Regions from separate parts of the Homo sapiens genome. Here regions 1 and 3 are each linked to region 2. The links are chromatin contacts, found by Hi-C or POLR2A ChIA-PET in ENCODE. All regions are on one chromosome and are shown on one strand. The core of a region is the stretch at or near the end of the contact, and the rest is flanking DNA. Distances in the headings are between cores, read along the strand shown.

Evidence for each region. Hi-C counts contacts between places; a loop is a spot of excess contacts on that map. ChIA-PET counts read pairs that join two places held with the same protein, here RNA polymerase II (POLR2A). Pooled maps may share reads with other maps.
Region 1: a loop to region 2 is called in a pooled map, with 11 times the contacts of the local background. The contact joins the promoter of RAB5IF here to the promoter of RBM39 in region 2. A Hi-C loop is called at or near these places in 2 of 37 single-sample maps with no recorded cell type and 10 of 50 pooled maps. POLR2A ChIA-PET finds 5 or more read pairs at or near these places in 5 of 52 experiments (GM12878, HepG2, MCF 10A and 2 more).
Region 3: a loop to region 2 is called in a map with no recorded cell type, with 10 times the contacts of the local background. The contact joins the enhancer-like site here to the promoter of RBM39 in region 2. A Hi-C loop is called at or near these places in 3 of 37 single-sample maps with no recorded cell type and 12 of 50 pooled maps. POLR2A ChIA-PET finds 5 or more read pairs at or near these places in 3 of 52 experiments (B cell, CD4-positive, alpha-beta T cell and Caco-2).

What each region holds. Positions count from the first base shown.
Region 1 is chr20:36,604,264-36,607,065 of GRCh38, reverse strand. RAB5IF (RAB5 interacting factor) reads right to left here and starts at 1,287. Exons shown (of 4, transcript NM_018840.5): 1 at 1,001-1,287. The coding sequence starts at 1,114. All of the region lies in intron 2 of TGIF2-RAB5IF (TGIF2-RAB5IF readthrough), which reads right to left. RefSeq lists enhancers at 1-142, 1,494-1,633, 2,364-2,413 and silencers at 984-1,293, 1,973-2,372.
Region 2 is chr20:35,740,953-35,743,652 of GRCh38, reverse strand. It overlaps RBM39 (RNA binding motif protein 39), which reads left to right and starts at 1,393. Exons shown (of 17, transcript NM_184234.3): 1 at 1,393-1,712. RefSeq lists enhancers at 954-1,053, 1,224-1,443, 805-1,490, 1,504-1,653 and a silencer at 1,914-2,013.
Region 3 is chr20:36,463,838-36,466,537 of GRCh38, reverse strand. All of the region lies in intron 7 of DLGAP4 (DLG associated protein 4), which reads right to left. Among named protein-coding and RNA genes, the nearest start is that of MYL9, 76 kb to the left of the region's middle. RefSeq lists a silencer at 738-1,032 and enhancers at 923-1,102, 678-1,603, 1,604-2,530. Within about 2 kb of position 1,382, at least 25 of the 41 ENCODE cell types and tissues checked have a DNase peak (open chromatin) inside an H3K27ac peak, as active enhancers do; they include CD4-positive, alpha-beta T cell, where a contact is called at or near this core.

The sequences.
Region 1 (2,802 bases), core at 38-2,537, 860 kb before region 2:
CGACTCAGGTTTCTGATCTGCCCTAGATTCCAGAAACCAGTCCTTATACAAGAAAAGAAAGAAATGACACAGCAGATTAGAGACTGCAGGTTTTGCAAGAGCTGGGCAGGGCTGGGGGCAGAACAAGGGCACCTTCAGGAAGTGCCTCCCATCCCCCTTTACAGGAACTTCAGGAAGGAAAATCCACTTCGGCAGCCCAGAAAACCAAGAAATGACTGCAAATATAATACGCTTTTCAAGCTACCTGGAATCAAGCTGTTTGTGATGGCCCCTTCCAGATCATGGAGCAGAGTTACGAAGCATCCTCCGAATGGGACGAGTAAGAACGTTCTGAAGTCCCAACCAATTCTCGCACATATCTGGTGGCGTTTCTCCACCCCCACACCTCACACTCACCCAGCGGGTGGTCTCAGTCTCCCCTCTTGACTCATGCTTATCAAAGTATTCGGTCCTTTACATTCAACAAGCAACAGCAGCTCAAGATTAGCGAGCCTCACTATGTGCAAAAGGCTTTAATGTACCACAGTACCCCACTTCAGAGTTATTCTGAGTTAAACGAGATTCCGCTTGCAGAGCACCTGGCACGTAGAAAGCATTCTCAGCAGAAGTCTGTTACTGTTAATGTTTGTGCTACTTAATTCGAAAGAAACAAGTAACCTACTCAAAACCCTACTGCACATAAAAGGCGGAGGCCGAATCGAATTCAGCTCCCTTTCCCAGTTCAGGCACAAACCCTGCCCGCGAATGACAACGCCTCTCCCCGCTCCTCGCCAATTCCGCATAACTAGGGGGCTTCATCCTTAGGCCACCCTTCGGGGAGCTCCAAGCCCAGCTGTCCGCCCAGTGCCCGCCAAGTTTGCTCTGACACCCTTGGGCCACCCGCCCCACTGCCCTACTCGATTGTGCCGGAACGAGGACGAGGGCAGGCCCGCGCCAGTCTTCCGTTCCCCGAGTCCCAGCCGACTCCTCGCACCCGCGCCCTGTTCAGACTCCACCGTACCTTATCCTCCCAGGCCGCGTCGCTCCGCAGCACCTTACTCCAGACGGAGACTTTGAGGGCCCCGTTGGCCAGCTGCGGCTGAGGCGGCTCCTCCTTCCGCCGCCCGCCGCTCATCCTCCCGTCGCGCCGCCCGGGCCGGGCCTGGGGCGCGCGGGCTGAGCCAAAGGGAGTCGGGGTCTAGGGTCGCAGGTCACGGCGCGGGGCGGCTGCAGGCTCAGCGGCCCGGTCCTGCGGCGCGCTGCGGTTCCTCACAACCTGGCCAAGCTACCCGGTTCCGCCGGCTCTACAGAGCAGGCGCCGCGAAGGGAGGGGCGGTGCAGTGTCGCGCGCCCTCCCGCCGACGTGCTCACGCAGCCAATCGGCGACCGCGAAGCCATCCGAGTGAAACAGCGACCGGCGCCTTGGCGCAAGCGCGCTACTCGTGGCGGAAATGACGTCAGCATCCGCCGGGCTCGCGGTAAGGTGTGAGGGGAGGGACAATCTTGGTAGAACGGTGACATGGGCGCCAGGAGGCGCTGTGGAGACCGAGGAGGTAGGGGAAAACCGAGGCTGGACGTCAGCGTCGCCCAGTCGGCCACAGCTGCCCCTCGAGCAGCGAGTGGGGCAGGAGCGGCTCTACCTTTCCTTGCGACCTACTCGCCTGCTGAGCCCAGACCTTGCTCCAGGGTAGCTCCAAGCTGCCCCACAGGATTTAGCCCGCTTATTTTCTCCCCTAACCCTGCAAGTTCTGTAGGGCCTTGTTGAAGATGTTAACTCTTCTGTAATAACTAACCATTTCATCTTGCCCAGCACCCTCTTTTGGCACACGAGAGCCCTGAGACCCCAAAAGAGGAAATGAGATTCTGAGGCCGTATAGCAAGGTGGACCCAACCGGGGACTCCTGGGCGGCAAATACAAGGATTGGGTTAGGTATCAGGATATCTGAGTGTTCACATACAGCGTCCTCACCATGTGCTGCGTCAGTGGTTCACAAAGTGAGCTTCCGGATCAGCAGCGGCCGTATCGCCTGGGAACTGGGTAGAGGCGCAGGTTCTCGGCCCCCATTCCACGCCTACTGACTCAGAACCCCTGGGGATGGGGCTCCTTCCGGTGGCCCTCCAGGTGGTGCCAGGCTCACTGTGCTGGTAAGTCCAGAGACCAAGGCACATCCCTTCTGGACAGTGGATTTTTTTTTTTTTTTTTTTTTGAGACGGCACGGTCTCTGCTCACTGCAACCTCCACCTCCCGGGTTCAAGCGATTCTCGTGCCTCAGCCTCCCACGTAGCTGGGATCACAGGCGCCCACTACCACGCTCCACTAGTTTTTTTTGTATTTTAGTAGAGACGGGGGTTTCACTATGTTGCCCAGGCTGGTCTCGAACTCCTGAGCTCAGGCAATCCGCCCATCTTGGCCTCCCAAAGTGCTAGGATTACAGGCGTGAGCCACCTCACCCGGCCTCTGGACAGTGGATTTATAAAGACAAGTAATGTATCTGGTACCTGGGTGTGTCTGACTCCAGAATCTGTGCTCTTAACCGTTAAACTTTAAAGCTGAGAGTATCTTTTTTTTTTTTAAACAGGTCAGAGTATCTTTTGCATACCTATCAACATTCACCTGTAATTCTTCACTTTTCAGGAGTAATAGAACCTCCCTAGGGAGGCCAGGCGCAGTGGCTCACTCCCATAATCCCAGCACTTTGGAAGGCCGAGGTCGGTGGATCACTTGAGGTCAGGAGTTCGAGACCAGCCTGGCCAACATGGTTGAAAGCCCGTCTCTACTAAAAATGCAAAAAAAATTAGCCGGGCGTGGTGGTGGGGACCTGT
Region 2 (2,700 bases), core at 144-2,643:
ACCACTTAACATCTATATTTGCTCTAAATAATTTTGTTTAGCAGAAACAGAAGTTAGCTGTTTTGAAGATCAAATATTTACCAGGCGTTTTACAGACATTATATCATTTAATCTTCACTATAGCCCTTCTGAGCCTTCATTCATTAATTTACTGAGGGTCCACTTGGGCAGACATGCCCTGCTAACCTCTAAAAATTCAGTACTGAGCATTACCTGCCTTCCTCAGTCTCAAGTAGCTTAGACTAGCTACTAAGTACGTCCTCTTTTAAATCAGGAAATGAAAGATCCCCTCTGAGAGGTTAATTTGCTTGTCCAAGGTCACACAGTGTTGCAGCAGCTAGTTACACTAATCAAGGCGTCTCATTTCCAATCTTTTCTGCCCTCAATCATTAGACTGTTAAGATTAGAGGGTAAGATTTTTGCTTTGAAGACTTCTTTCCAGTTTTTTTTCCCAGCATCTAGGAGGAAACCTCACACAGTACTGACCAAAGAACAAATGGCTAATTCATACTCTAATTACCTGGCATCTAGAAGACTTCAGGGGAGAGGAGCCAGGTCCCAGGGGGAAGGGGGCCTTTTTTTTTTTGTTGGGGGGGTGTCTTATTTTTTCACCAAATCGTCCAGTAATATTCAGGAAGGGGAACATTTTTGAAGGAACGGTAGCAACCCTGACACAAGAGCTGATTAAATTCGGGGCACAAAACTGATCCCATGCCAAGGGAAGCAAGAGTTTATTTTTTCCACCTTTTTTTTGCTTTTCTCCACTATTTCCAAGGTTGTTTCAAAGCTCGACAGTGGAGGCCGCGCCATTGGCTCCAAATGACAGGGAAATCTATTTTTATTATCTCCCCCTCTCCCCCTACCCCTAAAGATCTCTTCTTCTGGCCTTCTGATACACTTTTCCACTTCCTCTCCACCCTCAGCGGATAATCTGAATATGGCCGTTTTATCCTATCGCCATAAGGACTAGGTTGCCTTATGGCGACCTTGACAGCCATCTGTGTGGGAGGCCGGAGCGGGGGCGATCGGCTGTGCCGGAGGAATCTTCAGATGGCCGTGAGGAGGCGCCACGAGGGGGAGGTGACCGCTGAGCTCCACTCAGCGAAGAGCTCTCTGAAAGATTGACAGGCAGCCTACCAACTGTCTTTGCCCTAGAGACCCGCTCTGTCTCGCGAGATTTGGGTGCTTACGCGGAGGGGGAGTGAAAGGCGCCTCACTGAATGGGGGATGGGAATATCTGTGGCGCAATCATTGCGCGAGATTGGGCTACGGTCGCCGGAGCCATACTTAGGTCTCGCGATACTTCGGCCGCTCAAATTTGGAGCTTGGGGCAGCTTCTCGCGAGAGCCCGTGCTGAGGGCTCTGTGAGGCCCCGTGTGTTTGTGTGTGTGTATGTGTGCTGGTGAATGTGAGTACAGGGAAGCAGCGGCCGCCATTTCAGGGAGCTTGTCGACGCTGTCGCAGGGGTGGATCCTGAGCTGCCGAAGCCGCCGTCCTGCTCTCCCGCGTGGGCTTCTCTAATTCCATTGTTTTTTTTAGATTCTCTCGGGCCTAGCCGTCCTTGGAACCCGATATTCGGGCTGGGCGGTTCCGCGGCCTGGGCCTAGGGGCTTAACAGTAGCAACAGAAGCGGCGGCGGCGGCAGCAGCAGCAGCAGCAGCAGCAATCTCTTCCCGAACACGAGCACCACAGGCGCCCGAAGGCCGGAACAGGTACGGGGCGTTGCGGACCCGCGTATTATCTCAGCTTTCTCGAGGTTTGGCTCCATTTTGGGCTGAGGGGCGCTTTTGGAGGTCTTTAGCGACCGGGGTGGGGGGTGGTTTTCGAGAAATCGGCCCTGTTTCAGTGACCGCGCCCTTATTTTCCAGTCGGGTATAGTCTGGATTCTTGGGGCGGTAGGGACCCCCGAGAGGCCGCGGTAGAATGGTGACCTGTCTCCTTCGAGGCCTGGGCCGGCCGCGACCTCCCAACATGGCGCCAGTTGAACGCTGCCTTGGCTCATAACCCCTCCCAATGGAGGGAGTTTCTCTTTGCCCCTAAAATGGCAGCGCGGGTTTTTGCCCGGAAAGAGGCGCTCTCGTTCGGGTCTCCCAGTTTCTGTTTTTGGAGTTGACAGCAGAGTTTTAAATATTGGATATTGAAGTCTTCATTTTCGTGTGTTTCGTGTAAGAGGCGTTTTGGATTTACTTACGTAAGCCAAACCTGGTTAAAGTGCATGTCACTTTAGTCATTAATTGTAGGGCTTTTGGAGGTTTTTCTTAAGTTTTCGAGTGTGTCGGCTGAGAAGAAAAATTCAGTCGATTTGAAAAACGTTTACCAGGCCGGGCGCGGTGGCTCACGCCTGTAATCCCAGCAGTTTGGGAGGCAGAGGCAGGCGGATCACTTGAGGTTAGGAGTTCGAGACCAACCTCATCAACATGGTGAAACCCCGTCTCTACCAAAAATACAAAAATTAGCCGGGCGTGGTGGCAGGCGCCTGTGATCCCAGCTATTCGGGAGGTGAGGTGGTAGGATCGCTGGAACCTGGGAGGCGGAGCTTGCAGTGAGCCGAGATCGCGCTACTGCACTTCAGCCTGGGCAACTAGAGCGAAACTCCGTCTCAAAAAAAAAAAAAAAAAAAAAGAAAAATGTTTACTCACGGAATCGTCTTGTTCTTTTCCTAGGCGTTTAGAGAAAATGTTAGACGATATAGGCAACAAG
Region 3 (2,700 bases), core at 133-2,632, 720 kb before region 2:
ACACACCTCATCAACCTCATTACATTCCTGTAAGGACTAGACTTCATTCCTGCTCAGGTGTTCAATTCCACAGCCTGCACCCTGGCCCAGTCTGACTTGACAGTGCCTGCTGCCAGGACCAAGTAGGGGAAAGGTGACTTGCTTCTGAAAACCACCAATCCCCACACAAAACAAAGCTGATGATGGTGATGACTGCCATTTATTGAGGGGCTGTTACTACACGAGTTCTCATTTCCATCCCAATCTGATAGGGAGGAAAACGGAGGTACAGAAAGCTGACTAATCCAAGGTCACACAGCAACAAGCTAGGCTGTCATGCAAACCAGGGTCCTCTCAGTTCAGCTTTTCCCAGGTTGCAGCCGACAGGCTCTCAGCACCAGCATCCTCTAGAGAGCTGGTTTAAAAACCTAGGGGCATGTGATTCCTGCCCCAAGACCTGCCAAATGAGAGTGTCTAGGGATGGAGCTTTATAAAGACAAGAAACCCAAATTTTATATATGAGAAAACTGAGGCACAGAAAGGTGGCGTGACCTGCCAAGGTCATGCCGTAAGCATCCTCAGGAGTCCTGCTGGGACTCCAGAGCCAGCAAGGACAAACTTCCTGGGGGAGGTGGCATTTGACAGTGTGGGCCTCTAGGGGAAGAGAGGGCACTATAGGGGAAGAGGACAGCATTAATAAAGGCTGAAGCGGGAAAGGACAGGCAACAACTTCTCAAAGTGGCTAGGGGAAGGAAGAAATACATACAGAACCACGATGACAGCCTTCCCGCAAGAGCCCATCTGAGCTTCTGGGAAGAAAGCCTGTGTGGCATTTACAATCTGCAGGTCTCCAGCAGTGGCCCTCTGGGTGTGTCTGGTTGCTGCTCAGGATGAGAAAGCCACGGGAGGTGGTGACTCAGTCCCCACCCAGCCTCCAGATAGCCTCCTTTTAAATTCAAGATGAGCTCAGAGACTGGGGAAATGTCAAGAAAACCCTCCTCCCAGAACAGATGGGAACAGACCCAGGGAAGGCGGCCTGAGGGGTAGGCTATCAGGCAGAAGCCATAAACCTGGAGAAACGCTGCGGGCTGTGGAGAAGAGGCCTGGGCTACAAGTTTGCCTGTCACTGCTGTGGCTGTGGGCCCCTGAGCAGGTCCTTGTCTCTCTCTGGGCCCCCTATTTTTCATTCACCTGTGAAACAGGGAGAACTCCACTGGCTTCCGACTTCCAGGCCTGTTGGTGGAGAACAATGGTCGGGAAAGAGCCTGGCTGATTACACAATGCCTCACACAGCCTGGGAGAGATGAGAAGATCACTCCTATTACTATTAGAATAGCCACAGGTGCTTTCCTAGTTATCTAAACCCCAACCACAGGGCATGCGGGGGTGGGGGGGATGGGGGGGGAACTGGGCTGTCTAGTTCCTACAAAGAGAAAAGTCACCCAGATGTTTTTGGGAAGGGAAAGTTCACATTTATTAAGTGCCTACTGTGCACCAGATTTAAAAAAAAATACATAATCTCATTTAATCCTCATCATAATCCTGTAGTACAGATCTTGAGTCCAGATAAGAAAACTGAAGCTCAAAGAAATAATTTGCCCAAGATTACAAACGCAGTGAATGATGGAGACTGATTAAAACCAGGCGTTTGTGGTTCTGAAACCCAGAGTTTCTACTCTCTGGAACAGTTTCTTCTTTTTTTTTTTTTGAGACAGAGTTTTGCTTTTGTCACCCATGCTGGAGTGCAATGGTGCAATCTCAGCTCACTGCAACCTCCGCTTCCCAGGTTCAAATGATTCTCCTGCGTCAGCCTCCCAAGTAGCTGGGATTACAGGCGTGTGCCACCACACCCAGCTAATTTTTGTATTTTCAGTAGAGACGGGGTTTCACCATGTTGGCCAGGCTGATGTCGAACCCCTGACCTCCAGTGATCTGCCCGCCTCGGCCTCCCAAAGTGTTGGGATTACAGGCGTGAGCCAGCGCGCCCGGTCGACAGGGTCTCATTTTGTTACCCAGGCTGGAGTGCAGTGGCATGATCTCAGCTCACTGCAGTCTCGACCTCCTGACCTTCTGGATTCAAGCTGTCCTCCTGCCTCAGCCTCCTCCAAGTAGCTGGGAATACAAGCGCATGCCACCACACCCAGCTAATTTTTGTATTTTTTGGAGCAACAGGGTTTTGTCTTGTTGCCCAAGCTGGTCTTGAACTCCTGAGCTCAAGCGACCTGCCTGCCTTGGCCTCCCAAAGTGCTAGGATTACAGGAGTGAGCCGCTGCTCACACAATTCTTGAGGGATTCCATGATTTCAGAATCAGTCTTAGGATAAGGAATGTTATTCCCATTTTATGGATTAGGAAGCTGAAGCCCAAAGGAAAGTGACATCCCTAAAAGTGGGTGAGATGTGGGAACTGGGATCCTGCACCCCTCACTTCCAGGCCAGGCACCAAGCCCTTCTTCTTTTCCACTGCAAGTAGCTGAAGTAAAGCACCAAGCACAGCGTACACAGTAAAAAGGTCAAAGGATGTTAGAGATTGTCATTATACACCAGGGGCAGGTGATAACAGCATGACAGTGACTTCTTCAAAGGCAGTGCCATGGAACAGGACCCAGAAGTCCTGGCTCAAACCTCTGTGGGTCCCTGGCCCTTCTGGGCCTCATCTCTTCATCTGTAAGACAAGGCGCTTGAACAGCTGATCTCATTCCCTGCACCAAAGTTCTAGGACA